Linked DNA regions of Mus musculus: regions 2, 3 and 4 are each linked to region 1. A link is a loop called in an ENCODE intact Hi-C map of the cell type or tissue named here. Cell type or tissue: left cerebral cortex. All regions are shown on one strand. Each heading gives the region's core, and the rest is flanking DNA. Links, peaks and the distances in the headings are about the cores only. Region 1 has its middle 81 kb from the start of Lpin1. Region 2 holds the start of Trib2 (tribbles pseudokinase 2). Region 3 has its middle 28 kb from the start of Gm36372. Region 4 holds the start of Gm36372 (a long non-coding RNA gene).

Region 1 (8,058 bases), core at 1,531-6,530:
GTGTCCCTGGATCAGCAGCTCAATAACAGATCATGGGCTGTACAGAAAACGATCCTCTAAGTGGTCTCAAACTGCTTACCTGGATGCCTTTGCTTTTTCTGAATTAAAAAAAAAATGCCATCTGCCATTTACTGAGTTCCTGTGATGAGTGCACAATTTGGCCAACATCATGTCTTGAGCTTACAGCAGTTCTTTGAGAAATGGAGATTCAGGCAGGAGTGTCTTGAGTGGTGGTTCTCAACCTGTGGGTCTCAACCCCTTATATCATATAAAATAATTCTATATATCAAGTAATTATATTATTATCCATAACAGTAGAAAAACTACAGATGTGAAGTAGCAACAAAAATAATTTTATGGCCGGACGGTGGCAGCGCACACCTTTAATCCCAGCACTTGGGAGGCAGAGGCAGGTGGATTTCTGAGTTTGAGGCCAGCCTGGTCTACAGAGTGAGTTCCAGGACAGCCAGGGATATACGGAGAAACCCTGTCTTGAAAAAAAAAATTATGGACATGATCAGGTATTGGGTGGGGGACAGGAATGAAACACTGAGGGCCAGCAGAAAGAATGAAAACAGGCAACCTCGGGAGGTAGAAGGTAGAGAGACCCTCTAGAATGTACTGAGTCCTGGGAGGTGAGAGATGCTCAGGACTCAAAGGGAGGAACCTTAGATGAAATGCCCAACAGTGGGGAGAGGGAACTTATAGAAAGACTGAGCATCAGTGGAGGGATGGGATTGCCATCTCACAGTCAAAAACTCTGACCCAGAATTGTTCCTGTCTGAAAGAACTGCAGGCACAAAAATGGAGAAGAGACTGAGGAAAAGGAGGTTCAGTGACCTGCCCAAATTAGAATCCAGCTCAAGGGGAAACTCCAAAGCCCGACACTATTACTGATGCTATGTCATAATAATGTGCTTACAGACAGCAGCCTAGCATGGCTGTCCTCCGAGAAACCCAACAAGCAGCTGAAAGAGTCAGATGCAGATACTTACACCCAACCAATGGACAGAAACTGAGGACCCCTGTGGTTGAATTAGGGAAAAGCTGGAAGAAGCTGAGGAGGAAGGCGACCCTATAGGGAGACCAGCAGTCTCACCTAACCTTGTCCCCATGATCTCTCAGATACTAAACCACCAACCAGGCAGCATACACCAACTGATATAAGGCCCCCAACACATATACAGCACAGGAAGCACAGGACTGCCTGGTCTGGCCTCAATGAGAGAAGATGCATCTAACCCCCAAGAGACTTGAGGCCCCAGGGAGTGGGGAGGCCTAGCAGGGTGCGGATGGGTGGGGTGGAGACCTCCTCTTGGAGATGGGGGAGGAGGAATTGGATGAGGAACAGTCAGAGAGCAAACTGGGAGGGAGATAGCGACTGGACTATTAAAAGATTAATAATAATAATAATTTAAACAAAAAATAATAATAATGTTGTGGCTGGGGGGTCATCACATGAGAAACTGTGTTAAAGGGCCACAGCTTTAGGAAGGTTGAGAACCACTGTGTTTGGGGTGGAAGAGTGGGACACTTACACAGCTTGTCAGAGCCATCAATGAGGAAGATACAAACTACCACATGGTATTCAAGCCATTGAGGTCTGTGACAATTAACCAAAGCAAGACTGCAAATGAACAAAGGAGAGCTATAGCTACCCAGTTCTGGGTCAGGCTGATGCTCATTGTAGGAACAAAAAACAAAAACCCTCAGGTGTGAATGCTGTGTCATTTCTTGCTGGCTTCACAGCTACACAACACGAGGCCTTTGCTGTTCAGCCCCATGTCAGCTAATAGGGGCCCTGGAGGCAGTTTGCCCTGCTCAGCTAGAGGGAAAATCATCACACAGAAAAATCAGCTCCACCTGTCAGTTGTGGTTCCAAAGACAGGCAGCCCTTCCCTTCCCCTCTGCTAAGCGGCAAAGCCTCTCTAGTTGACATTTTTTTTGAGAGATGGATTGAGACTGACATTCTAAGCATGAGAGCAGGGGAAGTTACAGACCAAAAAATAATAATGATAAAGCAGACTCAGCCCTGGAAAAACACAAAGCACCATATGTCTACAAATAAATTAACAAGCCGGCGCTGGGAGACGTCTCAGTCAGTGAAGTGCCTGACTGCAAGTGTGGAGACAGGAACTCCAAAGGAACTCCAAAGGCACCGCGGAGGCAGGAGGATCCCCGGGGCTCACTGGTCAGCCAGTCTAGGGGAAGTAATAAGACTCATAGTTCAGTGAGCAACGATGTCTCGAGAAGTCAAGCAGAGAGGAGCAGCGGAAAACCCCAATGGCATCTATGTGCACAATATACTCACCTCTATAGACATATATACTCACTCCACCTGGACAGCACAGAAGAGCTGACCCTAGCAGTGGGGGCGCAGGTGAGCCAGCCTGAGGGGGGGGGGGAGCGTGGAAAAGCTGGCCCTGCCACTCATCTGTCTGCCACGAGGTGGTGTGTGTGCAAGGGTGACACTCCATGACGGCCCCTCACTACCTGCAGCAGTCAGGAGAGCTGGCCCTGTTCTTCCCAGGCTGAAGCACTTGGGAGACCAAGACCCTGCACCTGACAAGCAGGGCTCGTTGCATCCTTATTAGCTACCGCTGTGGAACTTACCCATTTACTTAAAACTGAGTGTCAGGGATGCCCAGAGGGCCACCTCAATGACAAACCTCTTTCTACCCCACTCTCCATTGGGAAGCATCATGAAGCAGTATAGCTTGTCTTTCTTCCTGAGGAGCAGGGCCCATAACTCCTCCCAGGACAGCCACTCCTGGAATGGCTCTTCACAAGGAACCCAGTACAACCTGGAAGGAGCTGCAACCCTCGGGGTTGATGGACTCACATTACCTGATGGTTACAAGTGCCCTCTAGAAACCAAGACTTCCAGAACCGTGAGACTTAACACTTTAGGGATCAGGAAAGCCCAATATGGTTGCTGAATGACAAGGAGCAGGCCACTCTTATGTCACCTTTTAGCTCCAGGCTTCATAGATCTACAGTGTGTCTCACCTGGGAATTTCTGTGTCTGTTTTCTTACCCCCCTACTCCACCTTTGGCCAGAGGCTCCTGGAGGACAAAGTCCATTTTTGCATGTTTCTGTGTATATACTAAGAGAAGTCCTATTGTCTGGCATAGAGGATGGGGGATGGGTGGAAGGAAATGTCACTTTCTTATGTATGGCTGTGATGTGTGTTTATTTGTACACAGGCACACATGTGTGCATTGCGTGTGCATGTGCATTTACATGTGCAACCTCGGGTATCATTTCTCAGATACTCTCTCCCCTTGTTTGTTTTGGGGATTTTTTGGTTGTTTAGTTGTTTGGGGGTTTTGTTGTGTTTTGTTTTGTTTTGTTTTGTTTTGTTTTGAGACAGGGTAGTTCACTGGAACTTGCCAAGTAGGTTAGACTAGTTAGACAATGAACCCCAGTGAGACAGAACCTTTTTCTGCCACCCCAATGCTGGTATTAGAAGCAAGAGCCACCAAGCCCTGCTTCTTTTCCCATGAGTTCTGGGGGTAAAATATAGTTCCTTGTGCTTATAAGACAAGCACTTTACTGGCTAATCTGTCTCTAAGTCTTAAAGATACTTTCTTATGCCATGGCTAACACATTTTTGGAACATCTGCCCTATTTTTTAAATACCAACTACAGTCCTGATACTGAATACTGAGTCAATAGGTCAGAGTGTCCCATTGGGACCAGCACAGGATACCTGCAAAACAAAAGTGGGAAGTAAAGAGCCAGCAAAGTTAAAAATATTATGACAGTCCATCTGTGGTCAGAAAGAGAAAAGGCATGGTGATACTGGCCTTTCCAAGAGACTTGCTTGGCCCTTGGGAAAATCGGGTCTGAAGTCAAGACCCATTTCCCTGCTGGGCAAAGCTTTCTTTACTTGAAAATCAGAGCAGACAGATCCTCAGTAGAGGCCACAGACAAAAAGTAGGTTTCTGTCCGAAAGGCCAGGAGTTCTTCGGGCTTGGAGCTGGGGGAGAGAGCGCTTGTAGAGAGTATGCATGGCTGAGGGTGTGTTCTCTGAATGTCTTTCCTTGGCTAGAAAGAACCTGGAGGAGAAGCAGTCGGGAAACATTTGGGAAAGGTCTAAAGTCACAAAGGAGTCCAGGAGTCCTCTGTGCAAAGCCAGTAGGCAGCCCATGAGGCATTCACAGGAAACAAAGAGAGAGAAAAAGAGGTCAAAAGAGCCCTCCAACCCTGCATTCATCATTCAGTTCGATCTTCAAGGAATCTGCTGACTGACACAAATTGTTTTATGTGACTTTCTGCCTGGGACCTGAAAGGACAGGCCCCTCCCAAGAAGGAGAAGATGGGGCTGAATGGGGGCGAGGCCGCGGGGGCGGGGGAGTGGAGAGACACAGGAAGCCACGACCTTAGTTCCCACGGGGGTGTTGGGCGCCATCTACTGGTAATCAAAAGAACCACTCATACCTTTTGAAGAAGGCTGTTTCTTAGAAGTGGGTATGTATGCAAAGGGAAACAGAGCCTTTCTCACTGTAGGGAGCCAGCTCTGCCTCCCCTGAGCGTGGTCTCCCGACACATAGCAATTATTCTACAATGAGAATCCAGGGTTCAAAGGCCATAGTTAGTCTGCCAAGAGCAAGAATGTGCACACTGATTGCCGCTAAGAGTACCACTCCTTATCCTAAATTCAGTAGCTGAAAGTCTTCCTGCAACATCGCTTGCCTTGTGAGTGGTTGAATGTGGCTTGAGTAACTGGTTCTTTTGTCATACAGCTGTAAGAATCCAGCAAAAGAGGCAAAAGTGAATGCAGAGATGTGAACAGTAGCTGCAGCAGCAGGCGGCTCTCAGGATGCCCGGGGCATAGCCACCCCTGTGCCTTTTTCATCTACAGCATGACAAACATTTCAAAGTTCAGGGCTGATTTCACTCCTTTCTGACCCCTGCCCTGCACTCGGCTATCCTAGACAAGTTAAAGAAAGGAGAAAGAACAAATCAAGCTGGCTAAGCTGGTTTCACACTTCAAAGACCCTTGAACCAGTCTGAGGTGACAGGTAACAGACCACCACTAAAGCTGTGAAGGAGCATTGAGAGTGTAATACTTTATTCCAGCTGCTTCATTGTCTCCTGGCTGGGAGCAAGACCCTCATTGTCTCAAAAGTCCTGTGATATTTGAGCCTACCTTGCCTCTGTTTGGCTGTACCAACCCCTCCAGCCAATCTCCTCCCCACCCGCCTCCCTTCACCCAGTGCCTTCCATCATGTTGGTCCTTCTGCACACAGCCAAAACCACGGCCACTGCCTTGGTCATGGTGTCTTTTCACAGCAATAGGACAGTGTCTAAGACACCTGCCCACCTCAATTAGCAATCAAGACAATTCCCAAAGATATGACCACAGTCCAAGTACCCCAGTAATTGATCTCAATAAGTTTTCTCATTAATCCCTCTTCCTGAGTAATTTCAGGTTGTCAAACTACAATGGAAATAACTACTGACCTGAGATTTTCACCTCTGTCCTAAGACTCCAAGACTTCCATTGCAATGGCCCCTCCAGGAAGGGAAGAAGACACCAAACATTGCCAAGCGTCAGCAACAACACACCTGTGGCTTTAGCTGCTCCTGGGCAAACATTTGCATCCTTTTCTGACAGAGAAAGAGAGAAGCTCCAAGAGGGAAAACCAGTGGCCCAAGAACATGCTGCTTGCCAGTGAGCATCAGGGCTCTCTCCAGCCTTGTAGTGCAATGAGCCTGCCCCCTGCACTGCTTCATGAGGGCAGGAGGCCAAGAAGATAGGCTGACCCTCTTCTTGCACTCTAAATGACTTCTTTCCAACTTGTAGTCATGCCGATGAATGACATTAACTCTGCTTTAGGATTTGTGGGTTCCTTCATGTATTCAAACGGACATAGCAGAGAAGAAGGCTGCATGTGTATATGTTATTTGCTCACTAATCACTCATACTGTGTGCCCTGCAGACCACAAGACACTGCCTGTCTTATCCTAGGCACATCACAGGGAACAGGGGACAGAACTGCCCGTATCTGGACCAAAAGGCAGTTCCCCAGGCAGTTAAGGTTGACAGTAAGTGTGCTACTTATTTTAATAGACCTCCGAAAAGGCATAAAGGCAAGACCCTATTGTGCCACCTGTTAGACCAAGTTTCAGCCTAGCAATTGCTTGTCCTGCTCTCTGGGCCAGCTCTATCCTGGCTGTCTCAGAAATACCTCATGTTATGAGCCCAAAGACACTTCATCCTGTGGATACAGAGAAACAGGAGACTCCCGATGCATGATTTCCAATAGAAAACACAACCCAGACACATACAGGAACTCCCTTCTACAGAGCAAAATCCCAGCTATGGTAGAGGTGTTTGCACCTGTATTCTTCAATTTCTGATCCAGTAAAAAAAAAGGATCAGGGTGTGTGTGGCTGCTGGGTATCAGGTCTTCTGTCCTAGGCAAGGGAGTTCCAGCAGAAACAAAAATGAATAAAATCATCTGGCCACAGGTAACTTGAAAACAGACAAAAACAAACAAATGAGCAAACAAAACAATGACATACAAACTGAGAGGGAAAAGCCATTGATCTACCACTCAGAAGTGAACCCTGAAGGCTGCAAGACCAACCTGCCAGGCAAGCCATACCCACTGGCACAATAGTGGCATGAAAGTTATGGGGGTAACCAACCACTTTCTGATTAGAGCTGAGCCAGGTACAGAGGAAGGAATTCATGCCTGCCTCTATAAACCTGGCCCAAAGCCCCATGGCTTGGAAGGTCACAGGTCCTAAGGGGGAACCCACCACTGCTGTGTTACAGAATGTACGTGTCATCAAACTTCCTCATAATATTTGTGTGTGTGCCCTTAAGATGGATGGGTCAGTGTTGCCCTCGACCTTGTCCAGAGACGCTTCTTCTATAGTAGACACAGTTAGTGCAGAGTTGGAACTAATGAAGTCACTCCGCTATTAATGGGACACCTATATCCACACCATACCCCACCCAAGACAAAGTTCTGCAACACTACAGAAGAGACGATAGGAAGAATATAAGAACTGATGGAAGAGTCGGCGTGCAGTGAAATGCTGTGTTCTGGACATGATGTAGCTATTGTACCTATGAACTCTCTTCATCTACGGTTACCTGTACGAGACCTGTTCAAGATCAGGCCAACAAGAGCAGTCAGTGTTCCAGCAGGCAGCACTAGCTGGACTCAGTGGGTTCTAGAAAGGGTAAGGGAAGATATGAAGATAGCGGGAGGCATGCATGTTGGAAAGTGGCTGAGGGTTTCTCCGGAAAAATGAGACAGAGCCTAGGGAATAGACATGATTAATGTGTAGATGTTCAAAATTGTCAAAAAAAAGATTTTTAAAGAAAAATAAAAATGACAGGTAGTATCTAAGACCCGATGATACAAAAGTGATGTGCATTTAGTAGTGCACTCGGACTTTTGCATTCATTATTTTCCAGGCTTGTGAGATGTGATAAGAAGCACTCTCAATGTTGGGCAGGGATAGGGGCAGGGGCAGGAGCAGGGAGCCCCAGTTCCAAGCCAACCCTAAGATCAAGAGAAAAAACCACGTGTTCTATGGTGGACTGAGCTGCTTGGCTGTGATTCTCCAGAGGTTAGGAACATTTAATGCATTTAACTGGGAAGATTTTCAAGCAATAGTTATATAAGGATGAAACCCACTGTACACTGAGAAACATCTATATGTATGATATGAGGTTAACAAGTCCTATTTAAAAAAAAAAGTCATATTGCAAGCAGAGAGTTGAGACGCACAGCTGCTATACATATAAGGTGAGGCTCTGAAGGCATAGCCATTACAGGCCAGGTTTCTGATCCCCTCTGAGGAGCCATTGAACAGGAGTGGAGTCCAGCTCATTTACAAAGTAGGATCAGGTGATGGATGCCCTCATTGGAAGGAAACAGATACTGCAGAGAGAGAGGCTCCATATTTTTTTCTTTCCCCATGTATGTGCCCCTGGAGCCAGTGTCAGCCAACAGACCACTTGGGCCAGAGTTATTTCAGGCAATAATCAAAGGCACAGTGCCCAGGGAGACACCTGACCATAAGAGATG
Region 2 (8,058 bases), core at 1,777-6,776, 690 kb before region 1:
CACAGTAGCTACAAGAATTTTTGTAAAAACAGCTAAAGGCCCCCTAAAGATCCTTTCCTACTTTGGCTAACTAAAGTAGGCTTGTGGAGGTGATAATCAGGCTAGGGAATTTTGCTTATGCCCCTGGAAGCCCCTCCCCCCTCCCCGCCTCCTCCCCACCACAGAGTGTCCTACAGAATACTCTAATGAACCCCCACAATAAATACAACCTTTCTGGTTTTGTACATTTTTTTTGCATAAACATGAAGTTAGGAAACAGGAACCCCATGTTAAGACACCAAAAGGAGGTGGGTTCAAATGTGGAGGTTTTCGAATCCTGTAGCGAGCTAAAGAGCCCACAGTGTGTATATTGGGGCAGTCATAGCATCACCGTAATAAAACTCTCCTAGAGAGGGTGGCACACAGCTGTGCTCAGAAGTCACCCACATCACCTCAGGGGAAAAAGACAGGAGAACAGAAGCTGTGGAGTCGTAAAGGGATGACCTCTGTCAAACAAAACAATGATACCACACTTAAATCCGCTTGCAGCCGCACTGTAATTGGCGAGGACCTGATTCAATCTTTGAAATAACTAAACCAACAGATTAAGTACAGTTTGGGGCCAGGGAGCAAGTCGGCAAATGACACTGTAAGGTCAGCCTAGAGTGAAATATGTCTCGAAGGATCAGAAAGGAAAACGAACAGAGAGACCAGAGATAGCCCTAGTTTTAAACAAAGAAAGAATAGCAAGATGCTCTTGCAGAATTTGGCCACAGACAGTTCTTACGTAAAATCATCTCCAGCCTTTGGAAGAGAAATATATTAAAGTGCTGGACTGAGGGTGAGCAAAAGGAGGGGGAGGGGCTCTCTGCCGATGATGGTGCATATTTCATAGGAGAATGACAGCTCAGTGGAATTCATTCATTTCAAAGGATGACTGTCCTATTGTGCAGTGTGTGGGGCTCCAATCAGGCTCTGAGTTGCCTACTAAATTTAATGCTTTAGCTGGGCATAGTTGCTCTTGATTACAGTAACTTGGAGAAGATGCAAAAACCCCCAACACTTAGTACATGCAAACAGCAGCATTTAAAGAGTCTCTGGTTTCCTCTAAAAATCGGAAATAAATAATCTCAGAACTGCCTTCTGAGATCTTCACCCACCCGGTTTTTGCAAGGAAGCGCTCCAAGTCAGCACGAAAGAAGGTGATTTCACAAAGCAGCCAGTGATTAATTGAGGAAAAGTGTAATACAGTATTTGTAGCACAGCTGTGCACATTACCCATTTTAAAGGCAGCACAGTCGCACTTCCACCTCAATAAATAAATAAATAAATAAATAAATAAATAAATAAGAAGAACCTAAATTTAAGTGGTAATGTATTCTTGATCTACATCTGGGGAAGTCCTGTTCTCCACTGCAGTAGGAAACTGACTGTAGTCAAATACTTTGTTATTATCCTTCCTTGGTCCTCTTGTCTGGTACTCGGTTAGCACACACAAAGACACACTGACACATAGAGACACAAACCAGTTACTGTTCAGGGTCAAAGACAAAAAGGAAATTGAAGTGTCCTTCTTAGTACTAGCCCAGGGGGCTCTAAAGGGCAGTCTCTAAACAGGCAAAGGTGGCCTTGTGGGTGCAGGGGAGTAGCAATGGGGGTGTGCAGTCAGGGAGTCTGAAGACGCGAAGAAACCTAGACAAAAAGAACCAAAGGATTCGTTGTTCACCCAAAGGTGCGCAAGGGGCGAATTTCCACCCCAACCTTCCTTTCCAGGCTTCAAGCCGAAGAAAGAGCTTTAAAACTCCTCTTTTCCCCGGCTAGAGCCTTGGTCTCAGCCAGAGGGGACACTTTTTGTGTCTCTTTTAAAAGGCCACCTTTGGAACAAAGGTTTAACACCTGCAGGCTGCTAAGAACAATGGCTACAAAAGAAACCAGAGGAGCAGCGTTTGAAAACCAACCGGGGATTCCCTAGTCCTTGCAGCGAGGGGAGGGGAATCGACTCAGAGAGAGAAATGCCCAGGCAAGGGGAATCAGCCCGGTGCACCCGAGCTCTACGAGCCTCCTAAGGGGCACGCGTGTCCGTGCCCCAGTTCAGATTCGCCGCCCTCCCTTCCCGGATCTCCCCAAAACGCCCCCGCTGCAGCCCGCCTCATTGTCTGAAACGGTCTGAAAACTTCGCAACTAGTCGAACGTGGACAGACACACAAATAAACCCTCTTAACGAGGCCACGCATAATGATCCCGGGAGTCTTTCGCCCCTGGACTTGAGAGCTTTCCGACCTCCCGCACCGTCCCCGGCCCCTGGCAAAAGACCCAGGATGATTTTTTTTTAATTTTTTAAAAAAAAAATTTTAATTTTTTTTAAGCAAAAAAACAAAACGCAAAAGCAAAGCTGGGCTGGTTACCTTGCAAACCAGCTCCTCTCCGCTGTGCAGATGCACAGCGCGGAAAACGTGGTCTCCCTCCAGAGGCTCCAACAGTAAGTATTTCCCGATGCAAGAAACGCAATGCGACAAGTTCGGAGTCTCGGGCGGGCTCGGAGAGCCAAGGTTCGGGCTGAAACTCTGGCTGGGCTCAGCGGACCTTATAGACGACAGCTCTTCGAAATCCTGGGTTTTGTTCCGCGATCTCCCATATCTCGCTATTGTGATAGGGGTAGACCTGTGTATGTTCATGAGTGTGAGGATCGCACACGACAAAACAAACAAACAAACCAAAAAACCCCTCTGGAGAGATGGATGAGCCGCGCCGGTGCAGGCGCCTCGGTGCTACCGACTTAAAAGGATCAAGAAGGGAGGGGACCCGTCTGGGGCTCCGTGGAGGAAGAGTTAAGAACTAGCCCCCAGATGGGCGCTGCAGGGCTGGTCCCCGGCTGCGAGCCCCGCTCCCGGGGGTGCTCGCTCTGCGGACAACTCGGGTCCTTTTGTTACCCAGAAGCTGCCAGCGCGGTGCAGAACCGCACGCTGGACTCAGTGGGTCTCTGTTCGCAGCGTGGATCTGGACGAGTGAGCGTGCCTCTGGGGTGAGGAGCTGCAGCGCCGGGCTTCTGAGCGATCCCCAGCTGAGGATCCGCAGACCGGGCGGAGAAGCCCTGCGTGGAGTTTGTGCAGTCTTCAGGGAGCGCGCGGCGCCGGCTCGCCCTCCACGCGTTAGAAACCAAACAAAAAGAAAAAGGAAATAAGCTCGGGTCTACCGGCTCACGCCGCGCGGCAGCCAGAATCCGCGCTGCACCCCCCTCTTTTTGGTGGAAAGGGTGGGGGGCGTGTAAGGGGGGTGCTAGAGAGGGCAGTTACCTAAGTCTTAACTGTAGATGGCGTCTGAGGCTTTTCCAAAAAATCGCAGAGCTGTCTCTCTCAAGAAAAAAAAAAAAAGACAGAAAAAAAAAATTGCAAAGGCGCTTTTAACTTGGGGCGGTCAGCAGTGGCAACAAAAGATTGCAAAAGCTGAGTAGGGAGTGCGCGGAGTAGGGCAGGCACAGGTACCGCGACAAAGCCCAAGGCAGAGCCCGCGCGGTCAGCACTAGCTCTTGCTGTCGCTGCTCACGTCCCAGATCCTCCTCCGATGAAGCAAGAAGTGCGGGCGGTGACCTGGGGGGTACCAGCAGCAGGAGCTTTCCGGGGGTCCTGCAGGAGCTGCCAGCAGATGCTCCCCGGACTCCGTCAACCCGCGGCGTTCCTTTTCCGCTGCACAACTGGGTCTTGAGCCTTGAAACAATTTGCAAACCACTCTTGTCTCCCGATGCCTTGCGACCAAATTGCACGGCGGGGTTTGCTCTGCAGGAAAAATAAAAATCGACGGCTTGTCTTCTTTTCTTATTATTTTTTTTTTCTTGCCACCCAGAAGTAGGAGAGGACCGTGTATTTAAAAATTAAAGGGGATGGCCACGGCGCCCTAGGCCAATCCCGGCGCTCAAGCACGCCCGCATCCCCGGGCGAGGCGGTATTAATAGTTACTTACGTGGCCGGGGATCTCGGAGCGAGCCCGGCTGTGTGTGCGCGTATGTGTGCGCGCGCGCCTCGCTTGCTCGCGCTCGGTCTCCCCATTCAATGTCACCGACACATTTCCACAGAGCCCCCGCCCTCTTCGCCGGCCCCGCCCTACCCACGCCCCGGCCCCTGTCATTGAGCCCGGAGCCCATCAATCAGCGGCGCCGCTGCCAGTGCGCGCGCGGCTCCCCTGCGCCCGCCGGCGGCCAGGGCTGCTGCCGCCACTCCTGCAGTGCCCCCACTGGGGGCGCCAGCCTCGCCCCCGGATGGCTCGGCCAGGCGCGAGGTAAACAGTGCTTTATATCCTTCCGCAGTCCAAGGGCTCTGGGCTCCCCTGGCCTGCTGTTCGCGCTGCAGCGACAGGGATGCTGGACTGTGTATCTGCCACCGTCGCCACGCAACACCGGCAGGCTCAGGTCAACTTTGAGACTTAGATCCTCTTCCCCGGGATTTTCCGCAGAAAGCCTCGCATCTTCTGGGTACCGGGCACCCCTCTGCTGCTATGTTAACCTGAACAAGCAGTTCCCCGCGGGTTTTAAAAAAAATGAAGGATTCTTGCAGCCCACAGTCTCTAGAATTAGTTTTATTCTTTCTCTCCGGTTGCTTATCATTTCAACAGAAGTCCATTGTGAGCTTGTAGTTAGTGTCACCACCCCTCCCCCACTTACCAGTTATAGGATTGGGGATCCTTTCAGAGTCTTTTGACTTCAGGACAAGGTCTTTGGGGAGAGCTCAGGAACACACACCTTTGCACCCACACTTCCAGCAAAGGATGTTGGCTCCTAGCCAAGGAGTCAGGCTTCTCCAGCCCCGGCATCTCAGTATTTAGGCCAAGAACACATTCAATACCGGGTTCAACGGAAGGCTGCACTTTGACCCTTGCTTATTCTTAACTTCCTGGGAAGGTTCTGGACCATTGGCTTGAACAGACCTGGGGAAAGTTCAGACCACAGCTTAAGCCTCTTGACTTTACCTAATGCATCCTGGTAAGAGTAGCAATGTAGCAGGGGAAAACAGAAAGAGAAAGAAGCAACCAAGGTCTGGGGCAAGACTGCTGGGCTTACTCTTGAGTTTTTACCCGCATAAGGCACCTCTTTCTATGAGGGAGGTCACTCTGTAACAATATTCTGCACTACCACTTTTGAACAGAAATAGAGAACTAGTTATAATTATACTTAACCGGGACAATAGTGGCTCTAATGATCAGGAGTTCCCTGAGGGTTGTTTCAGAGTAGTGAATGGACCTTGCTTGTTCAGCTAGCCACCCTAGAGGACAGATCTTGAGAAGAAACTAAAATGCCCCATGTCTTCTCATAGATCTCCCATCCTTCTCCCCACTCATCTGCCTTAAACTCAGACTCTGATCCCTAAACTGTCCCTTAAGGGGACCACAGCTTGAGGAAGTCACCATGACTACAGAGTAGTGTGCCATGCAGTCTCTGCCCAGTTCAAGAACAGGTCCTAGACAAACAATCTCTACAGAGGATCCATTGAGAAAGGTTCCCTGGGGCCTCTGTTGGGTGACTGTCACCAAACTTTCTTGTAGAAGTTTGAGAAACTTGTGTTCAGCATCAGTTTTCAGATTCAGAAGGAAACTGAATTCGCATGGGCTTTTTTGGTTTGGTTTGGTTTTTGTTTTTGCTTCTTTTTCTTCCCAGGATCTCTAGTTTTCGTCTGTTAAATGACAGCCCTGCGTACCTCATGTGACCCCTAGAACTGCAGTTGCAGTTCTAGGAAATATATGAAGAATTATGATAGTGTTTCTCAGCCTGTGAGTTGTGACCCCTTTGCGGTGAACAACCTTTTCACAGGGGTCACATATCAGATATTTACATTCTATGCATAACAAAAGCAAAATTACTGTCATGAAGTAGCAGCAAAATAATTTGATGTTTGGGGGTCGCCACAAGAGAAAGTGTATCGAAGGACAGTAACTTCCTGGAGTCCTGGAAAAATACGTGTTTCCTTGGGCTGTCATATTGCAATGACTACATTGCTCCTCTCTCTCTCTCTCTCTCTCTCTCTCTCTCTCTCTCTGTGTGTGTGTGTGTGTGTGTGTGTGTGTGTGTGTTTCTTAGTCCTTCTCTGGGGCTAGATTGAGCTTTAGGTTAGAGGAGACCAAATCTTCCTGATACTTGGATGTCATCACAGGGGTAAGCCTGCCTGTCATAAGCCAGTGGTTCTTTGTGGACATTGAGACAGTCTGGTGAGTCATAAAATAATACACATAAGAGCTCATTGTTGGCCATTTAGGCAGAGAAAAGAGAAAGTATGAGAGAAAAGGAGTAGGAAGACCTAGCTTTCTCCTAACTTGAATGCTCAGTGCCATCAACTGGGCTGCCCAGCCAGGTAAGTGGTGAAGCAGGTTATAATTACACTGGGAATGCCTGGTCATGTTGCAGCTGAAGACCACTGTATTCTTGTAGAGAAATAGACTCGACTCCAAGTTGACTTTCAATCAGGAAGTGTATTGAGGTATCAGGAAGACCACACTGGTGCTCATTATGGAGTTCCTGTCAGTGGGCATCACAGAGAAGAGAAAGCATTAGAGCCTTAACATGGTGGTTCTCAACCATGGGTCATAAACCCCTTGGAGTTCTCGTATCAGATATCCTGCATATCAGATATTTACATACAATTCAGAACAGTAATACGGTTGCAGTTGTGAAGTAGCAACAAAGATAATTTTATGGCTGGGGGTCACCACAACATGAGGAACGGTATTAAAGGGTTGCAGCACTAGGAAGGCTGTGAACCACTGCTTTAACAGATCAAGCAAAGCCTCAGCTTATGCAGATGCCTGATGTATCCTGTCCATCACTGAGGGTGAGTCCGTCACTTCTCAGGGACTGCTATGGCAGCTATTCTATCCCTTTGTAAAGCCAAATCCTTATGCTTATAATAAAGTTATTACAGTGGGGGGTAAACGTGACCACTCATAGCATAGATCTTCAGCTTCCCTACATGTGCTGACTCATGGGAGCAGGAGTGGGAGTCTTCATGTACCCAATTTCTAGTCACAAGATCTTAGATGACTTTAAAACCTTTTAATCGCAATGTGCGATTATGATTGGAATTTTGCCAATACATGGAATCTAAGAATGATACATATACAAACCAAAGAAAGCATCTATATACAATATATCTATATCTATATCTATATCTATATACAATATAAACCAGTTCCTGTTATTATTAACAACATTTGTTAGAATGCCTGAATACAGTCATGGAAAACAACTAAACATACAACATTTAATGTAAATAATAAGTAAAAGGTTTACAGTATCAATAAGACATGAGCATTATTAACTGTAATTATAGAAATAGGTAAATAAGGATTATATATGTAGAATGATATAACTTTTTCCTCCATGTTGAAGTAAGTCTGTCAAATGCTGTCGCCATTCCAGGTTGTAGGCTCCATGTTATCAGGAATATTCTCTTATCCTGAAATGCATTTACTTCTTCCTTCTCTTCATAGCTCATTTATTTTATTTATTCAGCAAATGAGTAGTGGCTGCCAACAGAGTGTGTGACACTCTCGCTAAGCAAGTTCTGTGTTTATTAAATGAATAAGTATATTTTGAAAAGTACTTATTTGAATGATACATCAATTTGACCATAGGTGTTTTATAGAGGAACTGTGTATGTGTGTATGTGTGTATTATGCTGCCACCAAAGGCATGGCCCATATTTAAGGTGGATCTCTTTACCTCAAGAGATCTGGATTTAGTGTTGGTCTCCTCACTTCCAATGATTTAGTTAAGAAATAGCCCTCACTTGACTTGACTTTTAGTTAATTCTACTGTAGTCAAGTTGACGACCAAGAGCCATCATGATAAGTGACAACAGTTCTCTCTTAATTCTTACATGACAAGCCTAAGCCTAAGAAGAAGCCTCTCTCTGTAACTACAGGCACGGGAGAGACATTCAGCAAGGTTCACAGAGGAGCTATGTTTACACACGGTGGGGAGGTTGGGATGGATTTGGAGCAGTGATGAGGCCTAGGACATACTTCTAGGCTTTGGCACATATCAATTCTATTAGCCCCGCATAAAATGCTCCATTACATAGAAAGTCTTCTTTAGCA
Region 3 (8,058 bases), core at 1,787-6,786, 250 kb before region 1:
GATGAAGCTGTCTGGGAAGGATTAGGATGCATGGCTTTGTTCAAAGAGGTATGCCACTCAAAGTGGGCTTTGAGGTTTCAAAAGCCAATGCCATTCCCAGTTACTTCTCTCTCTGCCTCATGCTTACAAATAAAGACAGACTCTCTCAGCTACTGCTCCAGAACTACACCTGCCTGTTACCATGCTCCTCTTGCCCTGATGGCCATGGACTCACCCTCTGAAACCCTAAACCTCTAATAAACTCTTCTACACTGCCTTGGTCATAACCTTTTTACAGCAATAGGAAATAGCTAAGATATTGGCCAGTCTTTTCTCCATTGTATCATGCTTGACTTATCCTGAACTTACTTTGACTTTAAAATAACGCCAAAAGAGGGCTGAACCTTGACATTGAATGAGGATCTTCTCCTGGGCTAGTGATACATGGAGTGCTGCGTTCTCACAAGGCTGGATAGCAGCAATAACTTACAGCTACTGCTCAGCAACATAAAACGACCAGACTTTATCCTGGAATAGGCTTTGTTAACGTTGGGCTACCATCGGATTCTGAGAATGGCTAACATGAACTAGGCTAAGCTTGGGCATTTGAAGTGGTAATTTGTTTAGTTGCTCTGAACATCCCACAAGCTTCTTGCTACCACCTAATGCTCTGGATTCCTGAAAGACACACATACATAGCCTTATATTTTAAGTACCTTAAACAGCTCAAAGGCTGGGCCACTTCCTAGCTCCACGTGGCTAACTATACTCCCCTCCGATATCCCCTAAGTTAATACTTATTAAATCTATATTTTATCTTTGCTGCCCTGGACCCTGCTGGACATCCCTTCTGGAACCACTTTCACCCAGAACTTACATGTCAGCTGTCTCTCCCTCCTGCACCTTTCTGGTGTGGTCTGTCTCCTATGCTCTCCTCATGGTAGAGTCCCCTCTTCCTCCTTCCTGGATTCCTTCCCTAAAAGTCCTGCTTCTGTCTCCCTGCCCAGCCATTGGCTTCCAGCAACTTTATTGACCAGTCAAAAACCAATGGGAGACAGGCTTCCTTTAGTCCTGTATGCTGGACACCAAAATCAGGTTTTTGGGTAACATAATTAGCGTGAGAAAACAAGCTGCTACAGGCATTCTGTAGATTAATTAATTCAATTTAATTTAAGTCAATTAAATGGATCTTTAACTTATTGTGTGGTTTATGAAGATGTTGTGGAGTACCTATATTCAGATGGAGGCTTACCTAAAATGACTAGGAAGTTCCTGTCAAATGGCATACAAGAGATATACTTGGAAATATGAAAAGTCCATATTTATTCTCAGATCTCCCTGACAATGCTTTTGTGATTCTTGACAAGTTAACCTATATGTGTAGTGGGTTGGCCTAATGCTGCTTGTATTCTAATGTGAATCCGGGGTCCCCAGTGATGAGAGAACCTACCTAAGATTCTGAGTGGCCTTACCTCCAAGTTAATTCTAATTGGTAAATAAAGATGCCGACAACCAATAGCTGAGCAGAAGAGGCAGAGGTGAGGTTTAGGTTTCAGGGGCTTGGGAGAGAGGAGGAGCACAAGGAAGGAGGTTCAGGAGGAGGAGAGAGAAGCGGCCATGAGGTAACAGTCAAGAGAGCCTGGCCCTGAGGGCTGTCTAATTGGAGCTAAGAGCAGCCCAGGTGAACCTAGTAAATAGTAAGCAATAACTCAGGGTTATCGATAAGAAAGTAGATTCTAACAGCATGGAGGGTAGGCAGCTGCCCAGCCATTGTGCTGCTTAAGGTTTGTTGCAAATATAAAGGTTGTGAGTGTATCTCATTTGGAAATATAAGTAGTCTAAGGCAGGATAGAAACTCCAAGTCAGGGTTTTAAGTAATTTCTACAACATGCATTCAGTGGTTTCTGATTTGTTTTCCCATCCTCACATTGGCATATGGTGGTTTTACAAAAAAGTTGGCTAGAGTTAAATACAGTCTTGGGCCCTTTATCCCTTATTCAAAGTGTTTTCACCCAGGCATACAGCAAAAACCCATAGTAGTTTCAGATTTTTTTTTAAAAGTAACAGTACATATGACATACACTATATAACAGGTCCATACGGGTCTGAAGCTGAAGCCTAAAAGTGTACCCTAACCGTTATGCAGTAAACAGAAGCATTAAAAACTACAAACAGCTGAAGTTCATCTCAGGGTCTGCTGCTAAGTATGTTCAGGTCAGGTATGGGTTACTTTCCATTTTCAAAGATGTTCTGAAGTTTAGAACTGTGCATGAAGAGCCTGGGAACTCTTTGGTCTGGGAGAGCATTATTCTCTCTGCAGAAAGATAACACACACCCCTTTCCTCCTGATGAAAGATAAGACATGCACCCTTGCTTTCTTTTGAACACGCCCCTTCCCTCCTGCACATTTCTGCTGAAGCGGGGGAAGCCTTCGGATACCAAATGCGGAGCAGAATCTAGGGTGCAAGAAAACAAGACTCCAGCTGGGGTCAGGTAGGATCCAAAGTCAAAGCTGCACTGCATGTAGGAGAGGTCTGCAGTGATGTCTGGCTCCTCTTTAAACTACACAGTAGTCCATGTGCACATGTGTGCATGAGCACACACACACTCACACACACACACATTCACAAACACACATACACACATTCACACACACACACTCACACACACACTTTCACACACACATTCACACTCACACACACACACATTCACAAACACACATACACACATTCACACACACATACACACACACACTCACACACACATACACACACACAATCGAGAAACTGGTGAAAGATGATAGCAGAAAAAGTCAATTTGGGTAAAATTTACTATTTGCCTTTTAAGTCCTAAACTTGACAAGAATTTCATCCCAGAAGGCATTCAACCATCCATCGTAAACCTGTGCACAGTAGAGGGGACACCAGGCAGAAGGCTAAGTAGCTTCAAAGTGCTTCTTTACGTTTGAGATTTGACATCTGCAGGCGGGGCTTCCCTTATTCTTTATCTCACAACTGATCTTATAATTACCACTCTGTGCAATAAGTGGAGGTAAAACCTTTGCATAGCACTGCAGGAGGTGGGGGGAGCAGAACCATTTGTCAATCCAATTTAGCCACCACTTGTTTCCTACCCCGCACTCCAGGACCTGTCCTAAGGGAGTACAAGGACAGCTATGTGTTCAGAAGCAAGGTATGCATTCCCAGACTGCATGGCAAAACACAGGCCAGAGTCAGGGTGTACCCAGGACACTGCAGCTGGCTGAGCAGTCAAGACCTGACTGAAAGAAGCTGGGTCTCACCCTTGGATGTATTTGATGATGTTGGGCGAAAATTTGGAGAAAGAGCACAACTCAGTGCATTCATTCTGAATCAGGTTTCTGGTGGCAACTACGTGCTTTTGATGCTGGTTGTGGAGCCTTAAGCTGGTTACTTAGTTCTGACACTGATTCTTTGCACTTAAGTTCAGATAACAGGAGTTGCTTCATAGGATTGCCAGGAACATTGAAATAAGCTCTAAGGAGAGTCCACGGTGGGGGCCTCAGCCCACAGTGTGTGTTTCTATATACATCGCTGAGTGTGAGCATAGCCCACGGTGGGGGCCTAAGCCCACAGTGTGTGTTTCTACATTCATTGCTGAGTGTGAGCATAGCCCACAGTGTGTGTCTCTATATACATTGCTGAGTGTGAGCATAGCCCACAGTGGGGGCCACTGCATCCATCATTAAGTATGAGCAGAGTCCAGAGTGAGGGTGGGGCCTCTGCACCCATCACTAAGTGTAAGAAGAACGCACAGTAGGGGCACACAATGAGTGGCTTTGTATCCACTGAATGTGAGCAGAGAGCATAGTGGGCCTCTGCATCCATCCCTAAATGTAATCCCAAAATGCATCAGAATGCCATTTGTGCTCTACAGAATGCCACCCCACCTGCAAGGACTTATAACCAAAAGACTGAAGAGCCTAAACTGGACTCTTGTCTTTCTAAAGAGAAAGAAGTATGACAGGAAAGTACACTCTACACAAACAAGCCAATGTTGTCATGCAAACCACAAAGGAAATCACTTGATCCATTGTTCCCATCCTGCCATTCAGCCTGAGACAAGTCAATGATAAACATGAAGGCAAGAGAGAATGTTCTGGAAAACATAGAACCCATCTTTAAATCAAGTAAGTGTTACTCCTAAAACAACTCACATCTCCAGCCTTACAATGCCTCTTGCATGCCTGTCTGCAGAACCAGTTTGTGGTCCTCCCTCTGCTTTGTCCCCTGTGGAGACCAGAAAAGAATGACCTAGTCAATGCAGAGTATGCCATTGCTCCAAATCTCTATAACCAAGAGTTCCAGAAAGCCAGAGACGGAGACACCTAATCCTTCCAATAGCTGAAGAATTGTGTCTTGGGCCTTAGATGCTGTGTTCCAGGGATCTGTTTGGTCCAACAGAAATCTTCCTTGGCTGACTAAAGAAAGAGAGAGGCTGAGTCTCATCTAGGTGATTGGCAAGGGAGACATATGTTGTTCCCCACATGTGTTCACACCATTCAGGCTTTCAGCTGGGAGCAGCCCCAACAGTAAGAACATATCCAAACAAGCATCATAGAGCCTGCCTGGGGCTGTGCAGCCAACAACCTGACTGGGAATGAATGAGATTGCTCCTAGCAGAGTTCCAAGCTGGAAGGAATCATTAAAACGGTGGCTACTATTTCTCTGCAGAAAAAAGAGACTCAGTCGGGGTCATTCTAAAATAGCCTTTGCAGAGACATCTGTTCTGGTGGCATCTCCACTCAAGCAAGTATGCAATGCTCTCGTTTCCAGTGAAACTGATCAACGGGTGTTTGCATGCAGAACAGTGCATTTTCATAGCAAATGCCTGGCGTGTTTGCAAATACTAAATGATTCGGGTGGGGTGGGCTGGTGAGTGTGTCCTGTCAATGTCGATCTAATGGCCTTCTTGTGAAGCTTCAGGCCAAGCTGAGGTGACTGGAGGGACTCTAATGAAACTGATAATATCTCTGGCTTGGCTAGAAGATGACTCACCAGCCAGAGACTCATTAGCACAGGGTCACCCGGGAACTGAGAGGTTCCTTTCAGAGCAGGAGGCACAGATATCCAGCACACTGCTTGCATTTCAATGACTCTCTCTCACGGAGGAGAAGCTGGCTTCGCTAAACCAGGAATGCACATCCTCAAAAAAGAAGAATGATTGCTGCTAATTAGGGATAATTTTAAGACTCTCCGACAAAACGCAGGTGGAATTCTTTCAATTCATTTGCCTTTGAGTTAGTTCTGAAGTGCTGGCTGCTGTCCAACAAGTATCTACAGTTCCTATGAATTCATAAGGATCCAGGGCTTCAGCACAAAGTCCAGCTGAGCAGTCAGTGGTCACCTTAGTAACATCAGTGTCCTGGCTGTGTTTATGTACAATTATCATGGTGTCAGATACACCAGCCAGAGAACCGTACTGATGATAAAAGACAAAACTGGCCTTTTGCTGGTAGAAATGAGTGGCACTCTTGCCCGAGTAGAGCCAGCTGTCTAGGGCAGTTCACGCTCACCATGTGATAGACACTAACATTTGGGGACCATCCTCCTTCAACGACCTGGTGTCTCATTTTTCCCTCCTGTCTTGATTCCAAGTTTTTCTTCCCAACTATGCTTTATCTACCTGGTTACTGCCTAGATTCCATGTACTTCTTTTGCCTTATATGTTATCAGTCCCCATTTCTCTACTGATGAGTCTCCTTTCTACCCTTCATCTTTCCCATCCATCCAGACCCATCCTTTTCCAAGCTCAGATGCCACAGGGCCAAGAGCCTGCCCAAAGCACAATTTGATATAGGGTCTCACAATGAGTACCTAACCTTCTGCTTTTATGTTTGAAAAATTTCATTAATTGTGGGGAGGGGCAGGGTATATGTTATGAGTACCAAAAGAGGCAGATCCCTAGTGTAACAATGTATTCTGGCCTGCCCAATGAGGGTGCTTATAGAAGAACTTGGGTCCTGTGCAGAAGTAGCACCACGCACTCTTATTTACTGTTTTCTTGGTTTTATCCTTGTTTTTTATTGGTCTATTTGTTCTCTAAAAAGAGAGAGAGAAGGAAGTTGTGGAGTTAGGTGGGCAAGGAGGTTGAAAAGATCTAAGAGGAAACAAGAGAGCTGAAATCATGATCAGAATAGATAGTAGGAAAATATTATTTGTGTGTGTGTGTGTTTGTAAGAGAGAGGGGGATCTTTCTTGCCACAGTCCTTGTCCCAGTAGTTACAAGGTACTAAGTGACCCGTGCTATCTGTGCCTTCAGTCTGTTGAATTGGGAAAAAATAAAGATAAAAGTAATTGAGAGGAAAGGAGGAGGAGCAAGAACAACAAAAAACAAGAAATAACAGCAATGAAGGAACCGTGGTGGGGGAGATCATGTAGGTAAACGATAGATGACAGACAGATAGATTATAGGCAGATGATTGATCATGGATGGATAGATAGATAGACAGACAGACAGTCACTAGCATCCAGAGCTCTAAAAACGTGAACACTCTCTGTGCCCTCCTCTGATCTCCCTGAACTCAGACTACCATCCAGGTAAGGCAGTGGGCACCATCCTCTCTTTGGCATATGGTAAACACAACCTTCCCTATTTCCCACACTCACTTTCTCCACAAATGTGAACCCATTTCTACCTCTATTTGCTTAGAAATCAGTATCAGATGCAAAATGTTTTTTCTGTAATTATTCTTAAGTAGTATTTCTATTGTACACAGTGGGAAAATTACCTTCCTCATATTTTCCAATGCAGGCAAGCGATACAACATGAATCCCCTCTCAAGTGTCTTACCAGCAATGTTCCGAATGATGACTGCACTAGGGTTTTTCTGAGTACTTACCACTGGTCATGTTTGTCTAAGATAGTCACTTCCCAGAGGAGACATTAGAATGTCACACAGAATCCATAGTTTGTTCATTCCACAGCAATAAAAACATGTTCTCTTAAAAATAGCTCTAATGTTCAAAGCAACTTTCTCATCAGAGCAGGAGGACAAATTAAGAGCTGTCATGATCTAAGTAAAAGGAAGGATTTTAGTCCCTGAAATTTCATGTTTTGAAGACTTACTGCCCAGATTTATATATTGAATGGTATTTGCCATTGGGACACCAGGCAGTGATTAGGATTGAGGGCCTCAGAGTGGGACCTCCTAATAGTATTTGTGGCTTTATAAAATTGAGTGAACACACTAGCCTTACCTCACCATGCCATTGGGGATATGACGACACAACAAAGCCCTTACAGGACACTCTAGGACTTTCAGCCTCCAGAACCATGAGCTAAATCAGTGTGAATCCCAACACCCATGGGGCTCACATATCAGATAATCTATATGTCCGATATTTATTATGATGGATAGTAATAATAAATTTAAAGGATTGCAGTATTAGGAGTGTTGAGAACCACTGGACTAAGCAAACTTCTATTCTTAGTGCATTACAGTAACAGGAATTTCCATAGCAACTGGAAACAGAATAAGACAGTAAAAGATGCTTACAGCAATAGAATTATTCTGTATTGGACTATATTAGTGTCAATACCCTATCCTATTTGTGATGTTATCATTAAGCCTTCCAAGACTTACTGTTAGAGGAAATAGGTAAAGGGTAAATCATGAGATCTTAGTGGTTTTTTTCCTTTTATTTATTTAATTAATTTATTTATTTGCCTCCAAAATGTTGCCCTCCCTCCACATCTCCCTTTGTAGGGATGGTGCCTGTCCATGGGATGGATTCCAAGTTGGGCCTCTCATTGGACAGCCATTCCTTAAGTCTCAGCTCCATTTTTGTTCCTGCATTTCTTTTAGACAGGAGCAATTCTAAGTCGAAAGTTTTGTAGATCGCTTGATGTCTCATCCCTCCAATGGAGGTCCCATCTACTGGAGCTCCCAGGGATCCAGGTTAGTTGACACTGTTGGTCTTCCTATGGAGTTGCAACTCCCTCCAGTTCCTTCGGTCCCTCCCTTAACTCTCAGAGGATAGGCATGCCAGGCTCCTGTCTGCAAGCACAACATAAAATCAGTAACAGTGTCAAGGTTTG
Region 4 (8,058 bases), core at 1,705-6,704, 280 kb before region 1:
ACTTGTGGTGGTGGGAGAAAGAAACACAATGACAATTTCTCAAGGATCAGATGACTGAAATGTAATGAAAAAGCAAAGGAGTTCAGCAACTGCTGACCAAGTACACACGTAATTTCTCCTTTTAACCAAGACAGTTCACCTAGAATTTACTAGATAACCTTCTTTTAGGGGACCCTGAGCCTGGCATGAGCTCCCAAGACAATCTGGTTATATAGAACTTATACATCTATAGTCTTCACCATTCAGAAGTAAGCCTTCTTGAGCTCCGGAGTTAAAACTACTCAGTGTCTTGGCATATAAAGCAAGTACTCTGTTGTGTTTGTAGAGCCTACAAGGAGGCTGATATAGTTTCCCAGTAAAGTGAGGAATAAAAGCTTTGACTAATTGAATCCTGACCACCTAGCATAGAATTCAGTCTACCCTTATGGACGCCCAGAGCTGTTCTTGAGTTACAAAATCATACCTGAAAATATAGATTGGCCATATTAAATGTCTTGATGAATATCAGGAAACATAATTTTGGATACTTTCATAAGTATTCAGGGGCAAGTGCAACGGGAAGATGCAGCCAAGCATGGGTTTATTTCAGTCTATTTCTTTGGTTCTTTATAAGCTGGCTTGTGTAAAGTCAATGCGAACATGTGGTTTACTGTCCACTTTTCCTGCTTTGTCTCTGTGTTTTGCTTTGTTTTGTTCCTTTAGAATTGAAATAGTGTGGGAAAATGCCAGCTGTGTTCTGGTCTAAAGTCGCAAAGTACAGCTGTGGCTCAGTTTATGCACATGTGAGATTTAATCTTGTGTTGTTGATAAGTAGCATCTATTTATCTTTAAGCAAGTATGAGTTCAGTAGTGTGTACACAGACCTGGGATTATTAAATATTTCTCTGTGTGTGAGAATAGCTCAGGGTTTTTTTTTTTCCTTTGCCTCAACTGCCTGTCTCATCTGACCAACGTTGGGGGGATATAATTGCTATCAACCTTCTGTGGAAGCCAAAAGTACTTGAGCCACATTCCTAGTTCCTTCTCCCCCGTCCCACCTCCTCAGCTGATGTGCCTCAGAGGGTCACAGCCAGCTTGCAAAGTCTCCACAACATCTTCTGGGTTCTTCCTATCTAAACATCCACAGCCTCATCCAGTATCAAAAGTCAGCATGCCTCAAACCTGACGGATTGCAAAGGCAGAGGCACGTTTGCCCAGCTGATGCCTGTTCTGTGCATTAGATCACCGCCCCAGGGGACAATCCCAGGATCTGCTTCCCACTTCTGAGATGTCCTGCTCTTCCTTTGCTTCTCAATCCAAATCCAAGTCCTTCACCTTGGAGCACCAAGCTAGGCGCTCAGACTGCTTCCTGGGCCATGCTCACAACCTACCAGAAGCTGACATAAGCTTGAACAAACACTTACTTTCTGGTCTCATTCCCTTACAAAGGCAGAAGTTAGACGCCTGTGCATTCTTCTATCAGTTGGATTTCTCTTAGGAACCAGCAGCTAAACTAGGTTAGACTACAGACACAATTCTCAATGTCACCATCAGTGCTGTGTTTACACTAACTTTATGAAAACAGACAATTTTAAACACGTCCTAGTAGAAAGGACAGTTAATAAACCTAACTCTAATACCCCTTATTGGTTATTTAGAAGGAAAATCTGACACATCAGGGCATGTCACCTGAGTGTAATACTCTGTCTGTCTAATGCCAAAGATCTAAAAATCATAACTATAGTACCACCATCAAATCTAAATAAATCCCTTGATGTTGTCGATGATATATTATTGGCCAGACTCTCTTAGAAAAGGACACCCTAAATGAATGTCTGATATAATAATAATAATTAATAATAATAATATGCCAACACATTGAAGCCAGATCTACACTATACCTACAAATCCAGGTAATTTATTTAATTAGATCATGTTTCAAGTTTGATCTTTTTTTAAAAAATTATTGTATTTGCTTGTTTTGTGTGTACACATTTGCTTATAGGTATGTTGGCTCACATGTTCTCTGGAAAGTGTATGGAGGTCAAAGGACAACTGGCAGAAATCACCTTTACCTACTGGGCTATCTTGCTGGCCACTGGAATCATCAGTATTTCAGTGTCCCACTGCTACAGACCCAAGGCTTCAGCATTCCAATAACAGTACTGTGTGTCGTACCAGGGTTAATCCATGTAGAGTGTCTATAAGTGAGGTTTTTCTACTTAGGTGTTGTTGTTGTTGTTGTTTTGCATTTGTTGATTACTTTTCAGGACCAATAGGAGGAAGTCATACTCGTTAGGACAGGATAGTTTCATGATTTTAATGGAGATAGGAAAGGCCAGAAAAAGAAGTTCAAGTTAGGGGAAAAGGAATTAAGTAATGCTTTCTAAAATGCTGGCTGTAAATGGCTCTTCTAGAAGATGAATTAAACCCATGGAAGTGTTTTATTTGACTATTTCAATAATTCATGCAAGAAGCAAGAAGCATTGAGTGTATGTTTTTGGCTGATGCAGTTCTAAGTGCCAGGGATACATCAGTGAATGACACAAACAGAAAGGCTGCTCCCAGGGAGTTAACATCCTTCTTTCTGTGCCATCTGAACTGAGAAGGTGGACCACCCACCCCTAGGAGTTTTCCATTCTTCCTTCTCAATGCTTGGCTCTGCACCTTAGGCAAGTGTTCCACCACAGTGCTGTGTCCCAGCCTCTTCACTCCTTTTTGTTTGTTGCTGAAAAACTGTTTTGCAGAAGGTATGTCTTCCCCAGCAGAGCCACAAGCTCACACCTTGCTTTTCAGTCTGACTCCCACCTCCACCCCCACCCCAAGATTCACATCCCCCACAGCATCTGAGTTTGAGGCACTTCCTTGAGCTAGCTGTCATATTTTGGCCTCTATTGATCCAATGACTAAATACTGATGATGTTCATTATTGATCATCCACATTTGGGGTGGGGGTAAATTATTTTTATATTCAGAATATGATGTTTAAATACTAATTTACACAAGGTAAAGCACAAGGTAGTAATTTTGAAAGGGTCAATAGGATATGTAGTACCCCTGAGTTTGGGATCTTTTATCAAGAAAGACCTATGAGCCTCTCCAGAGCCATGCAATAACAACTGTATTCGCTACAATTATGAGGGAAGGAACACAGATAGAAAAAACATTATAGAAACATACAGGAAGTAGGCACATTCTTGATGGCCACAAAGAGATGGCTGTTGAATATTCTTATACTATATTTAAAGATTTGTTTTTAATAAATTGAAGCTTGCTTGAGAGTGGGTTGCTGATATCTTTGGCAGTTGTGTTCTGCAGCTGTACCAAACCTTCATGATTTCCAGAAGGCATCACAAACAACTTGTACATCTACTTTATCTCAGCTAATTATAAGTTATACATCAGTAAAATCTAAACATAATGTCATACTGTTTTCTTTACATCACTGATGTCACAGGCGTCAAATTCAAAATCCAAAAAGGCAAGAGACCATCTCAAATATTGTGAGATTTTTCTGTATGACAACAAATCCCATTAGAGATGTTCTTCACACAGAGCTACTTCCATTTCAGTTTTTAGCAAATCTCAAGGGTGCTCACAGCAGAAGGGATGGCAGCATTTCTGGGCTGAGAGAAATCTGAAGTCATAAGCTCCCATCATCTCAAGGTGAAGTACTTCTTGAAGCATTCATGGAATCCAGGGGTAGGGGGCGGGTTGAAGACAGTCCAGGGTACAGTCTCAAAGCTATACTCTCCTGGTAGCCTCAAGAAGTCAGGAACAGGCTCCTCCTCTTTTTAACTAAACAAAAACAGTGAGTGGTATGACACCAGTCACCCCTCATCCACCTTCCCTCGAGAATCAAGCTGAACAGCATCCTTCCCCAGAAATACTCTATATACTTCAAAATAGTTGTTTTCAGTGACTTCATGATGTTAACCTCTGAACATAATGACTCAGATTGATGTTCCAGTTAAATGTGAGTCTTACCTCTTGAACCATTTAGCACAGTCTGACCTCCTTTCAAAGATTACCTAGAAATACAAATTCTCCCTTTCCGTACATCCCTGTTCACCTTCTGAAGGTCTGCTTCAATTTCTACATGCTCTGCCTTAAAATAGGAAATGAAATCTGTTCCACATATTGTAAGCATGGCTTGGGGAATGTTTGAATAACACAGACATAAACTTATACTAAACAGGACATTTTGCAATTTAACCAAAAGTATGTGTTCTCCCTTTTTAGCAACACGATACCCACTTTTTTGATGGCACGGACAAGCATGTGGAACCTCCTTCTCCATGTTACCAATTTTACCGCATTTCTGTGTCTCCACACCCTACATAACAAATGGCCACCTTTTCTTCTTCAGTTTACTATGGTTGACCTAGAACATGCTTTCTTTAAGGTTGCCACAAAATGTGCCTTTGCTCTAGTCTTTCTACGAAACTAGGGCAATCTGTGGAAACCCAAATCTGACTATGTCTTTCCTCTGTTTAAAATTAGTTCATTGTTCCATATGCAAACTTCTCCACGTAGCATTCGAGACTCTCTGAGACATGGCCTATTTACATCTCAAGCTCATCTTCTGATCCACCTCAGACTGAGCCATCTGCAATGACAGCCTGTTTGGTGCTCCAAAGCCCCTCTGGGAGCTTAACACCCTGTCCTTTCAGCACCCTCTTCTGGAAACTTCTATACCCTTTTTGTCTTCACCCCCATGCTTTAGCTAGTGCTCTCCAACCTAGGGCAATGGTGAAAGCTCACTATGAAGCAAGAGCCCCCATGGTCCCTGTACCTTTCTATTTTATGTAGGTTCTAACATGAGGACTTTGTGATTTTCCTATGGGGCTGTACCTTCAGCCACCAGGCACCTTCCACACAGGACCAGCATCCTAAGTGGATACAAGAACAAAGAAACATCAGAGAGATTAAGTTCTGGGCTTTTAAGGTCTCGACAGCTTACAGCGTTTACAGACTTGGACTCACCTGTCTTTCAGAAATAAGAAGGCTTTCTGGGAGCCTGGCCTGCTTTCCCTGATCTCTGAAATCCTAGCTTGCTTCTATACAATAGAAAGCACTCTGCTCTTCCTCCCATGGAAGGTCTCAGCATCCAGCTTTCAGAATCAAATAGGAAAAAACTCACCTTTCTCGGCCCTAGCATCATCCTCTCCCACTCTAACTTATTATTCCCTAATTAGCTTCATTTTAGGGTGATTAATAGTTACGTTAGCCACTTCTCCTTTGAGACATTCCTATTGTCACCTAGGAGACACTGGTCCTAGATTAATACCCCACCACCACAAAAAAAAGAAGAAAGACAGAAAGTGAGAGAGAGAGAAGGAAGGAAGAAGGAAGGAAGGAAGGAAGGAAGGAAGGAAGGAAGGAAGGAAGGAAGGAAGGAAGGAAGGAAAGAAGGAAGGAAGGAAAACTATGTCAGATGAGTACATTCAAACACTGAACAAAACTTCAATAGTGGATCAGGAGAAAATCAAACCTGTATCCTTGCAGGGTTTTCCAGCTAGAATTAATAGAGTTCAGCCATGCGTGCTGTGCCTTTGGCCAGGAAGCTCCGAGATCAGATGTCTCAATGAGAAGTCACATGAGCTCAGAGTGCAGAGGCTTGCTTTCTGCAGGAACAAACCTTAGTTGACCTAGATCCCACTGTACATGCCTAAGAGCTGGCTGGCTTCTTCCACTTGTGAATTACTTGTGTTTCTAAGGAGCCTTTTTTACTCTTTGTCACAGGTTTTAGGAAATCTCATCTTCTGTGTTGTCACCAGGATCTCTCTGGACTCCTCTTAGCTCCTGAATTCTTGTCATCTGCATGGAGAATTCAGATGAGACACACAGAACACAGCATAAGAGACAGACTGTGTAGAGAACAGTGAAATGCACTCATGGACAGTGGCTAAAGAGACAGCTGTCTCCTCCATTTAAGGTAGGATTTATACCATTTTAAACAACTCTAGAGCAGGCAGTTTTTCCTGAGGGAGCATTTTTGTGTCTAGGTGATTGACAGTCCTGATTTGATTAGCTCATACAGGTGGGAGCAACCATGTGTGTGTGTGTGGTTATTTGTGTTTGTTTTTGTTTTTTGGGGGGTTGTTTGTTTGTTTGTTTTTTCTTTATCAGAAAACCACCAGAAAAGATTACCACCAGTAATCTTGTGAGGTTTGGGGTTCCTGGAGCCAGGTTAGATAAACATCTGCTGCTGGTCTTCCAGGCAGCTCAGGATGTCCCGTCCCCTCCGGGGGCCAGAAATATGACTCAGTAATTAAGGTCCCATGGTTCTAGTCACTGGTCTCCACATTGTTGATTCCGTAGGAAACGTCTACTCCCGCATCCCTCAGGTCTGTTACTCAATAACCAGCTACCTAACAACGTGTTGTTGAAGGCCATCATGACTGAGTTTTCCAAGGGGAGGTGGCATGTGCTTTACTGTTTCACCTTGGTGGAAAAGACACCGTCCTGGTGATCAGAACACCTGCCCCAGCACCAGCGACAAGAATGAGCACTGCTGGCCTTTGGGTATTCCAGTTTCCCCTGAAGGCACTTACTGCTTGGCTGCTCCAAAACTTCAAGTACATGGGTCTCCTTTCTATTCTTGAGACAGTGAAGCTAGGTAATCCCTAATTAAAGGGCCTCCATGTGCACTATTGTTCTCTCTGAAACACATTCCCATGACAACACACACACACACACACACACACACACACACACACACACACACACACACACACCTTGCAACATTCTGACCTTCAAGCACCTCTAGGTCTCCTTCTGATCGTTGTCCACCATGTTCTGTGATTAGTCAACTTTCTACTGCTGACACAAATACCTAGAGTCAATAACTGATCAAGAGGAAAATAGTTATATTGACTCATCGTTTGAGTTTATGGCTGTTTGGGTCCATTGAGGGGGGATCTATGAAAGGGACAAGCACCACAGCAGGGGGCACAGGATGATTCAAAGCTGCTCCCACTCCAAGGCTTCTGAGAATCAAAGAAAAAGGAGGAAGGGGAAGGGGCTTGGGTCTGACATCCCTTTATTCTTCATGACTTCCATTAAGTCTCAAGCCTTAGGGGTTCTACCACTGCCCAATAGCGCCCCAGGCTGGCAATCAAACATTTAACACATGGCCTTCAAAAGGCATTCCAGACCCAAATTGCAGGAAAAAGCAAGTTCAGACTTCCCCTTGGAAAGTCTTCCCTGTGGGTCTGAAGAGGCAGCTCTGTGATTACCAGCATGTATTACTATTGCAGGGGACCCAAGTTCAGCTCCACGAATCCACATCAGATGCGGGACAAACCATGTATCTATACATTCTTTTTTTTTTTTTTCATTTTTTAAAATTAGGTATTTTCTTCATTTACATTTCCAATGCTATCCCAAAAGTCCTCCATACCCTCCCTCCCCCACCCCTACCCACTCCCACTTCTTGACCCTGGTGTTCCCCGGTACTGAGGCATATAAAGTTTGTAAGACCAATGGGCCTCTCTTTCCACTGATGGCCAACTAGGCCATCTTCTGATACATATGCAGCTAGAGACACGAGCTCCAGGGGGTACTGGTTAGTTCATATTGTTGTTCCACCTATAGGGTAGCACACCCCTTTAGCTCCTTGGGTACTTTCTTTAGCTCCTCCATTGGGGGCCCTGTGATCCATCCAATAGCTGAATGTGAGCATCCACTTCCGTGCTTGCTAGGAATGGATACAGAAATGTGGTACATTTACACAATGGAGTACTACTCAGCTATTAAAAAGAATGGATTTATGAAATTCCTAGGCAAATGGATGGACCTGGAGGGCATCATCCTGAGTGAGGTAACACATTCACAAAAGAACTCACATGATATGTACTCACTGATAAGTGGATATTAGCCCAGAAACTTAGAATACCCAAGATACAAGATACAATTTGCAAAACACATGAAACTGAAGAAGAATGAAGACCAAAGTGTGGACACTTTGGCCCTTCTTAGAATTGGGAACAAAACACCCATGGAAGGAGTTACAGAGACAAGGTTTGGAGCTGAGACGAAAGGATTGACCATCTAGAGACTGCCATACCCGGGGAT

Evidence for each region. Hi-C counts contacts between places; a loop is a spot of excess contacts. Peaks named below come from ENCODE experiments on the same cell type or tissue, not always from the same donor. Only the 100,000 strongest peaks of a DNase experiment are listed, where the experiment ranks them.
Region 2: a loop joins it to region 1, with 7 times the contacts of the local background. A loop is called at or near these places in 20 of 42 quality-filtered maps.
Region 3: a loop joins it to region 1, with 2.2 times the contacts of the local background. A loop is called at or near these places in 2 of 42 quality-filtered maps.
Region 4: a loop joins it to region 1, with 3 times the contacts of the local background. A loop is called at or near these places in 4 of 42 quality-filtered maps.

Annotation. Positions count from the first base shown.
Region 1 is chr12:16,505,159-16,513,216 of GRCm38, forward strand. No RefSeq gene overlaps it. Among named protein-coding and RNA genes, the nearest start is that of Lpin1, 81 kb to the right of the region's middle. In left cerebral cortex, for the core only: a CTCF peak has its summit at 4,427 (motif pointing left); a DNase peak (open chromatin) is centred at 4,391.
Region 2 is chr12:15,812,847-15,820,904 of GRCm38, forward strand. Trib2 (tribbles pseudokinase 2) reads right to left here and starts at 3,939. Exons shown (of 3, transcript NM_144551.5): 1 at 2,385-3,939. The coding sequence starts at 2,654. It overlaps Gm5432 (a long non-coding RNA gene), which reads left to right and starts at 4,091. Exons shown (of 3, transcript XR_001780551.2): 1 at 4,091-4,251. In left cerebral cortex, for the core only: CTCF peaks have their summits at 3,280 and 4,211; DNase peaks (open chromatin) are centred at 2,083, 2,526, 3,269 and 4,048; H3K4me3 peaks cover 3,007 bases; H3K27ac peaks cover 2,730 bases.
Region 3 is chr12:16,256,145-16,264,202 of GRCm38, forward strand. No RefSeq gene overlaps it. Among named protein-coding and RNA genes, the nearest start is that of Gm36372, 28 kb to the left of the region's middle. In left cerebral cortex, for the core only: no CTCF peak of the experiment used is centred there; DNase peaks (open chromatin) are centred at 4,611 and 4,997.
Region 4 is chr12:16,226,672-16,234,729 of GRCm38, forward strand. Gm36372 (a long non-coding RNA gene) reads right to left here and starts at 5,773. Exons shown (of 4, transcript XR_381302.4): 1 at 5,474-5,773. It overlaps Gm48606 (a long non-coding RNA gene), which reads left to right and starts at 5,585. Exons shown (of 2, transcript XR_003950290.1): 1 at 5,585-5,917. In left cerebral cortex, for the core only: a CTCF peak has its summit at 4,665 (motif pointing left); DNase peaks (open chromatin) are centred at 4,442 and 5,652; H3K27ac peaks cover 958 bases.